Linked DNA regions of Homo sapiens: region 1 is linked to region 2. The links are chromatin loops, found by intact Hi-C in ENCODE. Cell type or tissue: heart left ventricle. All regions are shown on one strand.

What was found. Peaks named below come from ENCODE experiments on the same cell type or tissue, not always from the same donor. Only the 100,000 strongest peaks of a DNase experiment are listed, where the experiment ranks them.
Region 1: a loop joins it to region 2, with 5 times the contacts of the local background. A loop is called at or near these places in 89 of 110 quality-filtered maps.

Annotation. Positions count from the first base shown.
Region 1 is chr1:174,971,333-174,979,332 of GRCh38, reverse strand. It overlaps RABGAP1L (RAB GTPase activating protein 1 like), which reads right to left. Exons shown (of 26, transcript NM_001366446.1): 22 at 3,151-3,255; 23 at 443-526. Among named protein-coding and RNA genes, the nearest start is that of RABGAP1L-AS1, 21 kb to the right of the region's middle. In heart left ventricle, no CTCF peak of the experiment used is centred here; a DNase peak (open chromatin) is centred at 4,482.
Region 2 is chr1:174,766,223-174,774,222 of GRCh38, reverse strand. All of the region lies in intron 18 of RABGAP1L (RAB GTPase activating protein 1 like), which reads right to left. Among named protein-coding and RNA genes, the nearest start is that of RABGAP1L-AS1, 180 kb to the left of the region's middle. In heart left ventricle, a CTCF peak has its summit at 4,069 (motif pointing left); no DNase peak of the experiment used is centred here.

The DNA of each region.
Region 1 (8,000 bases), 210 kb before region 2:
TCCAACCAGTGTCTGCTTCAAAGGAGACAGTGAGTCACCAAATTTAATAAATCTGGAAAACTATTCTGGAAACTTTAAAAACAAAAATATTTCTTCCCCCAAAGAAAAACAACAACAAAATAATTACTTTTTTATTTTTATTTTTTTAGAGACAGGGTCTTGCTCTGTTGCCCAGGCTGGAGTACAGTGGTGCAATCATAGTTCACTGCAGCCTCAAACTCCTGGGTACAACTGATCCTCCTGCCTCAGCCTCCCGGGTAGCTGGGACTACCGGCACATGCCACTGTGCCTGGCTAACTAAAAAATTTTTTTTCCTTGTAGATATGGGGTCCTGCTATGTTGCTCAGGCTAGTCTCAAACTCCTGGCCTCAAGCAAAAAAAAAAAAATTACTTTTATAGCAGCAAACTATAACTAGCTCTATGTGCCACAGAAGTACATTACCTGTTTATACTCAGCAATGATAGCTGTAGTCTTCTTTATTTCATATTCTGCCTTCTCTAGCTGTTTCCTGAAGACTTCTTTTAGCTAGAAAGAATAGAATGAGAAATATCAGGATTTAGCCAAAATCTTAAATTTTCACAAACATCTATATTCAAGTCTGTCTGATTCATAGTCAGTAACAATGGTAACAATGTTAACTATATAAATTATCTTCATGGAAGCTGCATCTTGATAATCTGAAAAAGTCAATCATCTCCAGAGATGCAGAAACCTTACTTTCTTTTCTGTAAAATATGAGACATATGAACAACACCATTATAAAATTGCTTATGCTTGCTACTTCTAAACATATTGCTAAATAAGTATCCATTCAGAAGCTATCTTTATCCTTATAAGAGTCTAAAACAAAACATCAAGGCAATACTGCATGCTAAATTTGTTACTCTTGATGTTATAAATTACTGAAAAAAATCATTGTAGGCCTCCTTATTTATAGTCTACCTTTACTGCTGTTACCTCTCTGGAGGCAGAAACAAGAGGCTTTGGGGACTAGAGTTAGAAAAGACGGGGGAAGATAAGAGTTTTGAGAAGGACAGGAGATTCAGGGACTAAAGAAACTGACTTTAGAAGGAGCTAAAGTGACACATAATGGCAGGTACCTGTTACAGTCACTGAAATGTTAAATTATGAATGCTATAGTTATAACCACAGTTATTTTTGTGGCCCAGCAGCTCTAGAATTCTAGGTATAGGGGAAAATTAAGGTGATGGAAAAGCTCAGGTGCTACCAGATACAAAGGAAAGAATTAAATTCTGCAAGTTGTTGAACAAACAAGTAATGAAACAAACAAAAAACAACTCTGCTTAAACTTTAAGTACATAATCAGAATAAAGAGATGCGTTCTGCACTAAAGCATCCCAAATTATTAATGGCGTATACTCTGTAATTGCTAGTTCATAAATTATTGCAATTTATAATAGCACTCATTAGATTTCTGAATTTCTTCATATCTGTTAGATTCTAAAATTCTAAAAGCAATTGGTAAGTTATAGTGATCTACACTCAGTTGTTTATATTGATCTTTATTCTCTATCTGACATAATTTAAGGACATAAACAATAACCTTCTCGCCTTCCACGATAAGGCCCCATAGATGTTAGGACAGACTTGGCTGGCTGAGAGTCTTTGAGCAAGGGTCACTAAATTTATCTAAGCCATAGTTTCCTCATCTGAAAATGAGAATAATCCCTATTTTACAAGGGTACCATAATGATTAAAACAGTTACACACACACAGATGCACATGGAGGGGAGGAAGGGTGCAAAGCATCTTGCATTGTTCTTGCAACATACTAGGTGAGTATTCAAGTGTCATATTCCTTCCCATTTTAGGTATCAATTGCTTACAGGCTAGTATATATGTCTATGGAACCACGGAGCAGGTAGAACCTGGGTTAAATTTACTTGCCAAGAGCCTTATGCCTCATCTAGAGTAGCTTAAGTGGCCCAAAGATGGCAGGAAGTAAAGAAAAAACAAAACCCATTAAGGAGCCTAAATAATCTAAAACTGGGTAATCAGCCCCTGAAAATTTTTGAGTAGGTAAGAAATATATATCCTGGGCCGCTGTAAATGCCAAAGACTCATTAAATCAGATTCCAAGGAAAAAGAAACCATGGAACACTTTTTATAAAGTCTGGAAGGTGCTAAATGACACATTCCTCCACATGTAACTTTAGTGGAACTTTTTTTCTGGTTGCTTGGATGTAGATCCTTGAAATGCTTTATGCTGTGCTTTAAGTTTAGTATTACTGATGTCTCAGAATGAAACTCATTAAAATAAGCTAATCACGATTTGAGATGCTTCCTCACTTTATAAGTTAGCTACATTAGTAAAATTCAAACACACTCTTGGCAGAAGACTTCAATTGTTTGTGATGAAACTCTGACTCATAATCTAATCTGTGTCAGGCCCCTGGCTGGGACTGACAGGGGTAGAAAACACTGATGAAGCAGCATGTTCTTCCTTGGGGAAGCGGAAAGCTCCAATTCCTTGGGCCCATAGGCCTCTCTGCCCCTATCCTATACTGCTTTGCACTGGTGGCATTTTCTGGCTAATTAGCCTTACAGCTCCCATGAAGAGTGTAGGGTGCTAACTTCAAGGCTGGTTCCCAAAATGTTTCTTTATATTCCCCCAGGAAATAGGTTTGAAAGCTTAGCCAGGAATACTGATGCTGCTTAAGGTGTGAATCAGGAAAATGAAGTGTGACTGATTGCGGCAGGGGCTGTGTGGCAACTCCCAGCAGAGATCTCTGTAGGCTTTCGGTTTAACAATGCTCATAAACTACTTCAGAGAAGTCAATTATCTTGGAGATACAACACAAAATTTGCAGATTTGTCAAAGCTCTTGGATCATAATTCCAAGTTACTAAACTTAGAGAAAACTCAACACTCTTGCTAAATATCTCAGTAAAGGCAAATTCCTAAAAGCTGTTCAAGGGTAGAAATACTGCCTCCTCTTTTAACACCCTTCAAAAAAAAAATGTCAGAAATGTTGAACAAAAATGTTGAGTAAGTACACTCAACTACTTACATTACTGCTTTAACATCACCTTTGATTTAGAAGAAATTTAATTTTCCTTCTTTTTTATAGTGTTAATTCCCTACCAACATACCTTTGTAAAGAAAAGCCTACATATTATTCCTTTTACCTGGGCAGTCTCTTCCTCTTGCTTCCTCTTCTCCTCTTCAGTCTCCACCAGCCTCTGTTTGGTCAAAAGGAGCTCTTTATTCAACACATCTGCCTTGTCTTCTGCCTGCAAATCATGGTGCATCACAGTCATACATCACAGTCATACAGAGGGTAAAGAAAGTGTGTGGAAATCTTCTCCAAACCCAATCTTCAGTTGCTGTTCCAAAATTATTGCAAGTCATTATTTTCCCTCCTAGCTCAACCAAGCGATGGCTGCTTTCACTGAATGCCAACTATGTGCCATCTAGTTGGCACACATTATTTCTAATCCACACACCAACAATAATTTTACAGATTATGACAGTGAGGTTTGGAAAGATCCAACAAACTGTCTGGGGTCACACATCTAATAGAGTCATGATCTGAATTCAGATTTGAATAACATCAAAGTCCATCCTCCTTCTAAATGCTTCTTACAGATTTTTAGATGTTACAGCAGCACTCACTCTGTGTAGATGGATCTGATGAAGGGGTAGAGCCTCACACAGAAACTTCCAACTGGTGGAGAATGGGGGTTGACTCAGAGAGGGGAGCAGACAGGGTGGTCTGAGGACAACAGTTAGGTGGCAAATTCAAAGACTAGCTGAGGTAAACCTGCCCACATGGCCACTCACACAGGGCAGTGAGTCTAGTAAGGAGAAATCAAGACCAAAAACCCATGATAGAGAGAGCCATGAAGAAAATGGAAATATGGACCAGGAACCCAGGAAGAAAAGATCATATTTCTAGAATGATGATGTCTATTTAACACGTCAGGCTCTCACCTTTTAGGCCTCGGCTTCAAGTTCACATGGCAATGAAGCATGCCCTCAGCCCTGGCCCACTCACCCTCATCTAAGTTAGCTCCCCTATCTAAATCTCTCATATTTCCCTTAATAGGACTGTAATGACAACTTACACATGGGATTTATTTGTCTTGCCCACTAGGCTTTAAGCTCCAGGAGACAAGAACTATATCTCTTTTGCTCATCACTCTATCCCAAGCACCAAGCCCAATGCCAAGTACAGAATAGGTGCTCCCTAAGTACTTGGTGAATGAAGAGGTGTGGCTAAATCATTGCAGATGCAGACTGCATGCAGTGGAGATGGCAGAAGGCCACAGGATGAGTTCAGCAGAGAGAACCCAGACACAGAGGAGAGGTGATTATGTGAAGAAGCTATCCCTGGCTGACAGCAGCAAAATGTTATCCAAATAATGGTGAAAACTGGCCAGGTGGCCTTCTGTCCGTCTTCTGCCATATCTCCCACATGTCCAGATGGGCCAGGCCAGCCCAGTCTGCTGAGGACTGGCCAAGCGGCCTTCTGTCTGTTTTCTGCCATATCTCCTGCATGTCCAGATGGCCAGGCCAGCACAGTCTGCTGGTGACTGTAGAGAAACTGCATTCCAGCTGCTCTGCTTGCCCTGTCTTCTGGCTCCTGATGGCTCATAGCCCAGTGGTTAGAGCTTTGTTTGCAGATCATTTGAAACCGTTGGGTAGTTAAGGCGAAAAAGTCCCTTAAAAGTCTTTAAGACTCTAAAAATTGCTCTGATGCATTAGATTTTAGGGGGGAAAATCTAACAGCAAATTAACAACTAAAATGAGAGGTAGACCTTGAGAATGCAATATGAACACTGCAAGTCAAGTTTTCATAAGTTGTAAGTCACCTGATGTACATCATGAAAGGATGTGGCATAAAGTACGGCATTTTAAAAGAAAACAAAAAGAGAAAAATAAATAAACCATGGAAGCACAAAGCTTCCATTCTAGAGCCCCAAGCCAGATGACTGACTGAGGTTACTCACAAAGCAGGGAGACCCTCCCCAAAGTCTCTGACAGATAGGCACAGAGTGGCACTTTGAGAGCAGCTGTACAGCCGGGTGCGGTGGCTCACATCTGTAATCCCAGCACCCTGGGAGGCCGAGGCAGGCTGATCACGAGGTCAGGAGATCGAGGCCATCCTGGCTAACACGGTGAAACCCTGTCTCTACTAAAAATACAAAAAAAATTAGCCGGGCATGGTGGCAGGTGCCTGTAGTCCCAGCTACTCAGGAGGCTGAGGCAGGAGAATGGCGTGAAACCAGGAGGCGGAGCTTGCAGTGAGCCGAGATCTTGCCACTGCATTCCAGCCTGGGCGACAGAGCGAGACTCCGTCTCAAAAAAAAAAAAAAAAAAAAAAAAAAACAAAAAACAATTGTACTGCTCATTTCAGTGTTCTTAAAAACTGAACCAACTCTCTCCCTGTAACTGCAGCCCACTGGTTCAAGTTCTACCCCAGAATGTTTGAGCCCTGCTAATAAAGAAGACTGCAACTAAGCCTTCCTCTTACAGGACCCACAGCAATTTCCACTTTGTGAACAGACTGATCCTTTCATAATGTTCATCATGATACTGAAATAAATGTTTTTTTTTCAGTTTGGTCTCTTGGAGAGCCATCTAAAATTTTAACATTTTATGAAAATGTTTTAAAGTAAATGCTGGCCAGGCGCGGTGGCTCACGCCTGTAATCCCAGCACTTTGGGAGGCTGAGGTGGGTGGGTCACCTGAAGCCAGGAGTTCGGGATCAGCCTGGCCAACATGGTGAAACCCCGTCTCTATTAAAAATACAAAAATCAGCCAGGCATGGTTTTGGGCACCTGTAATTCCAGCTACTCAGGAGACAGAGGCAGGAGAATTGCTCGAAACCAGGAGATAGAGGTTGCAGTGAGCCAAGATCGCACTATTGCACTCCAGCCTGGACTACAGGGCTAGACTGTCTCAAAGAAAAAAAAAAAAAAAAGAAATGAAAGAAAAAGAAAAGAAAAGGGGGAAAAACACTTCCCCGAGGAATTTTTTTCAAAAACACCTAAATGTTTATGCTAAGAAGACCTATTATTTTTATTTGCACATTTTCTGCTGAACAGTCTTCATTAGGTCAAGATTAAGGCAACTTCACTTATTTCTACTGTTACCATATACAACATCTGCAGCAATTGTTGTGGGTCCTATAGGGAAGAGTCCAGTTTTCCAGGAAGCTTAATTCACAGTTTCTCCTCTTATGTTAAACAGAAAAGTAGGAGCAATTGTTCTGTTCATCAAAGTAGGGCCAGATCTGAAATAACTTGAGTATCCCTCTAACAGTGGTCTTTTGAATTTTTGTACAGCCAACCACTATACCTCACTTAAGTAGGAATTAATTTTAATGTTAATGAATGAAATGCTAAACACAAATTCTACCTTTGAGCCCAAATTATAAAGCCTTTCAAATTCTACCTTTGAGCCCAAATTATAAAGCCTTCACCATAATTTTTTTTTTTTTTTTTTTTTTTTTGAGACAGAGTCTCGCTCTGTCACCCAGGCTGGAGTACAATGGTGCGATCTTGGCTCACTGCAACCTCCACCTCCCAGGTTCAAGAGATTCTCCTGTCTCAGCCTCCCTAGTAGCTGGGATTACGGGCGCATGCCGCCACACCTGGCTAATTTTTTGTATTTTTAATAGAGACTCGGTTTCACCGTGTTCCCCAGGCTGGTCTCGAACTCCTAAGCTCAGGCAATCCACCTGCCTCGGCCTCCCAAAGTGCTAGGATTACAGGCGTGAGCCACTGCACCAGACAGCCTTCACCATAATTTGATAAGATTGAAACACTGTCATTATCAAGTCTAAATACTTAACAATATCTTATAATGTCTCATTGATACTGAAAGTTCTAATTGCAATCTAAGGCTTCTGCTATATATGTATGAGAGAAACAAGCATTGCAATGTGTGATTTAATCATGAATCAACCAATAACCTCAGAAAAGACTCAGCCCTAATATCAGAAATGAGGATCTCTGATAAATGATTTCTGAAAGAACTAACCAGGCCAGTTGTTCAACTTAAAATAAAACAAAATAATTTTCCACTTAGTCCATGTAGCTTCTGGTCTAACAGAACTTGCTATGGTGAGAGGGAACCTAGACCCCTGGTCCTCAGCAGGACAGTACTAATCATGTCTCTTCTCTTTTGTTCCTTGCAAATAGGGAAGGACAGGAAAGGCCTGAAAGCAGATAGCAAACAGAAACTGAAATGGAGATGTTGCACCTTTTTTTCACTTCTAATCACTGAGAAATCTTTATTTAAGGAATCCGAGAGAGGGCGAGTTCTCAAGAGAGGAAGGCTCTGCCAGAGGGAAAAGCTGAAGAGCCTTTGGTGCCCAGGAAGCCTGAAATTAGCACTAAAATGGTCAGAGTAAGAAATGATTTATTTTTGCAAAGAACCTAATTTCCTAATTAGTGTTTGTTTGCTTACATATTGTCTTAAATACAATCTACTTTTATATTTGTTTAAAGTTTGCCAGTGTTTTGCTATTTTAATTAAGAGATCTGATTTTCATGAACTGGGAATGGGAAAGTACTGGGCAAACTAGGTGAAGGCCTGCAAAGCCAGTACTTTTCACTCTCAGGCTAGGGCCCTTCCTAGAAGACTGGTGGGGCAGGTCACTTCAACTGCAGGGACAGCTTTTTGGTAAGCAAATAAACCCCAATGAGGAGGAAACTGCAAAATCAGAAGTTAGGAGGAAATATGCATGAAACAGCAGTTTTTATTCTTTCATCTAGATTCTTTCATCTAGATAAAAAGCTCCCAAAGGGAGGGTCCAGGTCATATTTACTTTTCTTAAAAGAGAGGGAAAGAGAGTCAAGGAGGGAAGAGAGAAGGCAGAGGAAGAATGAAGGTCTGATGGAACCTTTTCTTCAGGGGCTGTTCTAGCACTCACATCATGAGCTACCCTGGTACTCAATAATCAATTACTTCAGGAATACCTATAATGGCAGTCACTCCAGACTGACTCACATAAAGGGTTCTCTTGGTG
Region 2 (8,000 bases):
CTTAGTCAAGGAAAAGCAATAAAAGATAAAAAAGATCAAGGCTATGGGCGTTTTAGTTATTACATTTCTAGCAAAAGGAGCATATTTCAGCCTTTTCTCAACCTGCATAAACAATATATTAAATAAAACTGTATATGCTTCAGTTACATTTCCTCTACTGGTTATATTATTCTGATAAGATCAATTGATTCCCACAGTGAGTTATCAAACTATCAACACTGTAATGGACAAAATTAGTCTATTTCATTCTAAAAAGCAATACCAGCAACTCTTACAGATAAAAAGGGTCATAAAAACATATTGGGCAGTGAATCCTCTGACAAGTCTCTTGATAATAGCTCCTTATGATCAGCTCACATACTCTGATTGGTCAGAGTGAAATGGAGTTTAACCAGAGCATTAAACAGTATTCAGGGATGACTTCATATATCTCAAAGATTATGACAGAATAAGTGGAAAGGCAGAACTCAGGAATCAAATATTATTCCAGCCAGTCAAGAGCAGAGAATATTTTAATTTCATGATGATTTTTGACAGTGAGTTCATTTTCATTAGCCTAAATTCAATTATTTGTTCATATAGCAATGGCTCTTGGTTGCTCTGGCTCTGCTTCTATCCTATTCAACCAAGGACATTTTTAAATTGGGACAACTATCTTTGAACATACAATAGAATATGCTTAATTCAAACAACTTGAATTAAAAAACCTGTTTTCACTCATAGTATGATGTCAACATAGATTTGTGGAATGGAGACTGATTTCACTATAATTTAAGGGTCTCCTGCTGTATAACGTAAAAAGGCATGGAATTTTTAGTGAGAGCCACCTGGCTTTTATTTATTTATTTGTTTATTACTTTTTAGATAACGGGTCTCACTATGTTGTTCAGATTAGTCTTGCACTCATGGGCTCAAGTGATCTTTCCACCTTAGCCTTCCAAGTAGCTAGGATTACAGGCATATGTCGCCATGCCTGGGATTTGAGTATCAAGTAGGATATAATCTCTTGTTCACAGAGCAATTGTAAGGTTTAAAATAAACACACACACACACACACACCCCATAGCTTAGAAGTTAAGAACACTGCCTCTGTAGTAAGACAGGCCTAGTTGTGATTGTGGTATGTCATTTGCCTAACTGAATGACTTTAACCAAGTTTTTTAACTTTTTATAAGTCTTAGTTTCCTAATCTGTAAAATGAGCATATTGATTCATACCAACAAGTCAATACAGTATTAACAGTAATAGAATCACTGATAAAATAGTAATACAATATTAACAGTAATAGAATTATTGTTAAAATTAGGATTTCTTTTAATTAATGTCAGTAAAAAAATTAAGGGTCATACACTATGCTAAGTGAAATATGCCAGAGATAAGACAAATACGATATAATTCCACTTACATGAGGTACCTAGAGTAGCCAAATTCATAGAGACAGAAAGCAGAATGGTGACTGCCAGGGGCTAAGGGGAGAAAGGAATGGGGAGTTACTATTTAACAGGTGCAAGAGTTTCAGTTTTGCAAGATGAAAAAAAGATCTGGAGATGGATGGTGGTGATAGTTGCACAACAATGTCAATTTACCTAATGTCACTGAACTGTGTACTTAGGAATGGTTAAAACTGTACTTTTTTTTTTTTTTTTTTTTTTTTTGAGATGGAGTCTTGCTCTGTTGCCCAGGCTGGAGTGCAGTGGTGCGATCTCAGCTCACCACAAGCTCCGCCTCCCGGGTTCAAGCGATTCTCCCATCTCAGTCTCCTGAGTAGCCAGGCACACGCCACAACACCCGCTAATTTTGTATTTTTAGTAGAAATGGGGTTTCTCCATGTTGGCCAGGGTGATCTCGAACTCCTGACCTCAGGTGATCCACCCACCTTGGCCTCCCAAAGTGCTGGGATTACAGGCCTGAGCCACTGCCCTGACCAAAATTGTACATTTTATGTTACGTATATTATACTACAATAAACAAAATTAAAGGTAGTGAAGATTAGTTATTTTTTTTTGTTTTGTTTTTTGTTTTTTTTTGAGACAGTCTGACTCTGTCGTCCAGGCTGTAGTGCAGTGGCGTGATCTCAGCTCACTGCAACCTCTGCCTCCCGGCTTCAAGCAATTCTTTGCCTCAGCCTCTCGAGTAGCTGGGATTACAGGCACCCACCACCAGGCCCGGCTAATTTTTTGTATTTTTAGTAGAGATGGGGTTTCACCATCTTGGCCAGGCTGGTCTTGAACTTCTGACCTCGTGATCCACCTGCCTCGGCCTTCCAAAGTGCTGGGATTATAGGCGTGGGCCAATGTGCCCGGCCGTGAAGATTAGTTTTAAAGTGCTTAGCACAGCATCAGATACATTTTAAGTGCTCAATAAATGATAGGTGTCTTACTATTAATTTTATTTATTAAACATTTAAAAAATGCATTTGAGAGCTCATTACAAACTGTTTAAATGCTACACAATTATATTGTTATTGATGGTAGCTGTCAGATTTTTTTTACATAGATCCAACACATTGCTTGGATATCTAGAAATACCTGATAGAATGATCACAGTGCAGAGGTGTGAGTGCTAGAAAATACACACACTAACATTTCACTAATGTAGAACAAATGGGTTGTTTATATTCAAGTATGGTTATAAAGAGATTTTTAAGTTGAAATGAAAACATTTTGGTGGTATTCATCTTGAAGTATAACAAATAAAATATTCCTTTGCTCCTAATTTTATTATATTGTTCTGTAAACACTTTTTTTTTTGTAAAAGAGGCAAAGATAAATTTAGCCAAGCACTTAAACAACAAACATGCAAATTATACAAAGATTCTTATCTACTCATTAAAGGACTGAAATGGTTATATAAGACATACAAACATACACACATATACACACACCTATAGCACAGATTGACACAGCTGGCATGACATAAATTTAGAGCATGCTTCCCTGTCTCTTTATTTTATAAGTTAGGAAATTAAGTGTTAAAAGGTTAGATGATTTGATTAAAATTCCACAATAAATTGATGGCAGAAATGTAATTAAAGCCCCTCAGAATCGTATCCTGCGCATCCCCCTCAAATGTGCCATGGCAAAGGACTTGCCTCAGCCATTCTTCCTCATTCCTCTTCTACATGCTGTTCACTCTCACCCTCATGTCCTATTCTCAGGTTAGATGCCACCTTTGGAAAATGTTTACTAGTTTCCCAGAATGAATTTGGCATTCTGCCTTTAGGCTCCCAAAGATCCCTTTTAAACCCCAGGATCAAACACACTGAATTCTTATGTCTGTGTGCCTCCCCTATTAGATGTGACAACTTCAGGACACAGAATGTCATCTCTGTATCCCCTGACATCTAACCCAGGGACTGTCAATAGTGAATATCTGTTGAATAAGTGAACTAACTAACCATCACAGGCTTCTCCAAAGAGAGACAGGAAAGATGGGATCAAGGACATAGTGAGGAAGTTAGCCTTGGAATGGGGGCAGAACAGACCTTCATTAAAGACAAGAGCAAAGCAGAAGAGGATGAAGACAGAGAGGGATTTTTAAGTAAAAGGGATGGAAGCTTAAATGAGTACTTATTTTGCTCACAAAAATAGAACAAGGAGGAAACTGGATTTTTTTGTTCTGTTTGTTCTCTGTCAAGGGAGCTTGTATTTCTTAGGGTACATTAAGTTCAATTTAATCACTGACTACTTGGAAATGGTGTGTTTATTCAACTGTCTTCCCTTCTTGATATTTTGGATTGTTTCATGAGAAATAAGTAATGAGAAATTGCTTCAACAAATTTAAGGTATTATATAATATGTGCATGGTACTGTGATGATATACATTTTTTCCTGATACAGATCCCTGTTTCATAAAATGTATTATTTCTGAAACTTTAAAACTTTAAAATTCCTTGAGTATCCTAATTAGAAGCCCAGTATTTGTGTTTGTTGGTTTGTTTTAGCATTTACTAGATAGCATCTTGAAACTAACCTATCATCAAACTGAAGATGCACTAGAGAAAGTTAAAAACAAACAAATGAAATATTCAAGTAACAAATGATCCAGGAGTGGTGTTTTACTGCCACCAACAGGACAATAGGCATTCCTTCATGAAAGTTACAAAACTAATGGAATGTACAAAATCATTGCAAATCCAAAAAAAAAGTTTATGAGTTGTTTCATTCTTTTTTTCAGGTGTTTAGACTTCTATTTTTGTAACATGAATATTAACTACAGAAACTACATTCCCAACTTCAGTTCTTCCTTAAGTCACTATCTTCAAACACAGAAACAAGAACTTTTAACCCAAGTTGGTACATCAAAGACTAGGGAGAACTGAAATCCATTTTCCAGTTTCAAGGTCTTTTGCTTTTCTTTCTTTTTTTTTTGAGACGGAGTCTTGCTCTGTCGCCCAGGCTGGAGTGCAGTGGCGTGATCTCGGCTCACTGCAAGCTCTGCCTCCTGGGTTCACACCATTCTCCTGGCTCAGCCTCTGGAGTCGCTGGGACTACAGGCGCCCACCACCATGCCCGGCTAACTTCTTGATCTCATCTAGCCAACTCCCCTCCTGGCTTTAGCCTTCAAGCTGCCATTCATTATTCCTGGGCTTAAGCCAAGCTAACTTTGGGAAACATTTAGTTTATAGTTTAAATGATAATAGCCTTTCCCCAAAACTCAACCGACCTTGTAAAGCTAATGAGAGACCACCAGGCTAGGGGGATAGAGGAGCTTGAATTCTTCTATGGTGTGGACGTGATTGTCAGCCATTATTCTGGAGGTCACAAGATATGCAACTTTCCCAATTACTCCTGTAGATAACATCACTATTATAGAACCTAAGAATGGCCTTTTGGGATATCTTTTCAGGTTTTTTGCATGACACCAATGGCTCCACCTGGACCCACCAACTGCTCCTGTGGCCCCACCCAGAAGCAACTCAGCGCACAAGATGACCGTTTTCCACACCCCTATGATTGTGCCCCCAACCAATCAGCAGCAAGTATCCATTGTCTAGCCACCTCCACCCCTTCTTCCAAACTACCTTGGGAAAATCCCTAACCTTCAATGAGACTGATTTGAGTAATAATTCCATCACCTGCAAAGTGTGGCTGTCTTCATATCAATTAACCTCTTTCTTTACTGCAATGCTCCATGAATTGATTTTGTTTGTGCAGTGGGCAGGAAGCACCTGTCAGGTGGTTACAGTGACAATGGTGGTGACAGTAGTAATCCAGAAATGAAGTTCTAAGGAAAAAAAAAACTTTTCTGATAGAGGGTAAAAGAGATCAGGAACAAGACAAAGATAATTACTCTTGCCACTTCCATTCAACATTGTACTGTTAGCAGTGAATCTGTACAGGTCTGCAGCAACTCGAGATTCTTGCCTCCTCAATAAAAAGAATTTGTCCAAGAGGGCATAAGGCAGAGTGAGAGATTAAGGCAAGTTTTTGAGCAGGAGTGAGAATTTATTAAAAACTTTTAGAGCAGGAATGAAAGGAAGTAAAGTATTCTTGGAAGTGAGCCAAGCAGGCAACTTGAGAGATTCAAGTATACTGTCTGACCCTTGACTTAGGGTTTTATACATTGGCATGATTCCAGGGTTTGTGTTTCTTCTCCCCTGATTCTTCCCTTGGGGTGGGCTGTCCACATGCACAGTGGCCTGCTAGCCCTGGGGTGGGGCCGCATGTACAGTGTGTTTACTGAAGTTGTGTGCATGTTCATTTGAGGTATTTTTCCCTTACCAGTTGACTAGTGTTCCCAGAGGAGGGTCATATACCTGTTAAACTCCACCAGTTTGCCTCCTGGTGGGCATGCTTGAGCCTACTCGCAAAATCCTGAGATCTTATTAAGAAGCTGCTGATCACCAGCTTCAGGTGGTTTCTATCTATTGGGAGACAGCCTTTCCCTGGCGCAAGCTACAACCATTATGTTAGATAGTTTAACAACTGCATGACCATTACCTGATGGTCACCTGACATTCCTGGGGAGGAGGGCCCTCTCCTGTCCTGTTCATGTCTGCCTAGTTACCTATTCTGCCAGTACTGGAGGTTTTAGTCAGAGGAATTAGGCAAGAAAAAGAAAGAAAATGCATCCAAATCAGAAAGGAAGAAGTAAAAATATGTCTACAAGATGACTGATACAATTTGGCTTTGTGTCCCCACCCAAATCTCATCTTGAATTGTACTCGCATAATTCCCATGTGTTGTGGGAGGGACCAGGTGGAGATAACCGAATCATGGGGGTGGTTTCCTCCATACTGTTCTTGTGGTAGTGAATAAGTCTCACGAAATCTGATGTTTTAATAAGGGGAAACTTGTTTCACTTTGCTCTCATTCTCTCTCTTGCCACAGCCGCGTGAGATGTGCCTTTCACCTTCAGGCATGATTGTGAGGCCTCCCCAGCCACATGGAACTGTAAGTCCAATAAACCCCTTTTTTTTGTAAATTGCCCAGTCTCGGGTATGTCTTTATCAGCTGCATGAAAACATACTAATACAATGACATCTTGTATTTCAAAAATCTTGGGAAACACACAATACACATACATGAATATTAAAGCTGAAAATGAGTTCAACAAGGTTGCAGGTTATAAGATCAATATAGATAAGTTGGTTCTATTTAACCTGGGAGGCGGAGCTTGCAGTGAGCCGAGATTGCGCCACTGCACTACAGCCTGGGTGACAGGGTGAGACTCCGTCTCAAAAAAAAAAAAAAGGAAAGTCAGTTGTATTTTTGGATACCAGTAATGAGGACGCAGTGAAAATGAAATTAACAAACAATTCAATTCACAATAGCATCAAGCAGAATAAAAGTTAGAATTAAATTTTTTCAAGTGCTTTAAGACTTTTGTATGCTAAAAACCACAAAGTATCATCAAAAAAAATTAAATAAGACCTAAATAAATGTGAAAAAACCTCATGTTCATGGATCAAAAGTCTCAATATTGTTAATGTCGATGAAGAGTCAAGCTCTGTAAAATATTTGAAGAGGTTTATGCTGAGCCAAATATAAATGACCAATGGCCCATGACACAGCCCTCAGATCATGAAAACATGTGCCCAAGGTGGTCGGAGAACAGCTTAGTTTTATACATTTTAGGAAGACATGAGACATCAATCAAATCCATGGAAGATGTACATTGGTTTGGTCCAGAAAGGTGAAACAACGGGGAAGTGGGAGCTTCCGGGTCACAGGTAGATTCAAAGATTTTCTTATTGGCAATTGGTTGAAAAAGTTAAGTTGTTGTCTAAACACTTAGGAATGTCTGGGTTAAGATAAGGGGTTGTGGATACCATGGTTTTATCATGCAGGTGAAGCCTCCAGATAGCAGGCTTGGAGAGAATAGATTGTAAATGTTTAACAGACTTAACAAGTCTGTTCTATTGGTGATTCCAAAAGGGAAGATGGCATAATGAGGCATGTCAGACTCCCACCTTCCCCCATCATGGGCTGAATTTGTTTTTTCAGGTTACCTCTGAGATGCCCTTGTCAAGGGACTGAGGTAAAAGAATGGTCAGGGGGCTTAGGATTTCATTTTTGGTTTACATTCAGATGGCATTACTCCTCAATGGATACAGAGATTCAAAGCAATCCCTATTAAAATCCTATTGCCTTTTTGGCAGAAACTGACAAACTGATCCTAAAATTCATATGAAAATGCAAGGGACCTGGAATAGCCAAAACAATCTTGAAAGAGAAGAACAAAACTGGAGAATGCACACTTCCTTATCTCAAAACTTATTACAAAGCTAGAGTAATCAAGACTGTGGTACTGGTGTAAGAACAGACACACAGATAAGGGAATAGAGACTCCAGAAATAAAACTGTCCATGGTCAACTGATTTTTGACAAGGATGCCAAGACCATCCAAAGGAGAAAGAAGAGTCTTTTCAACAAATGGTATGGGGACAAGTAGATAGCCATGTGCTAAAGGATGAAGGTGTACCCCTAGTGTATGGTATGCTAGGGCTGTCATAAAAAGGAATCAGACTGGGTGGCTTAACAACAGTGATTTATTTT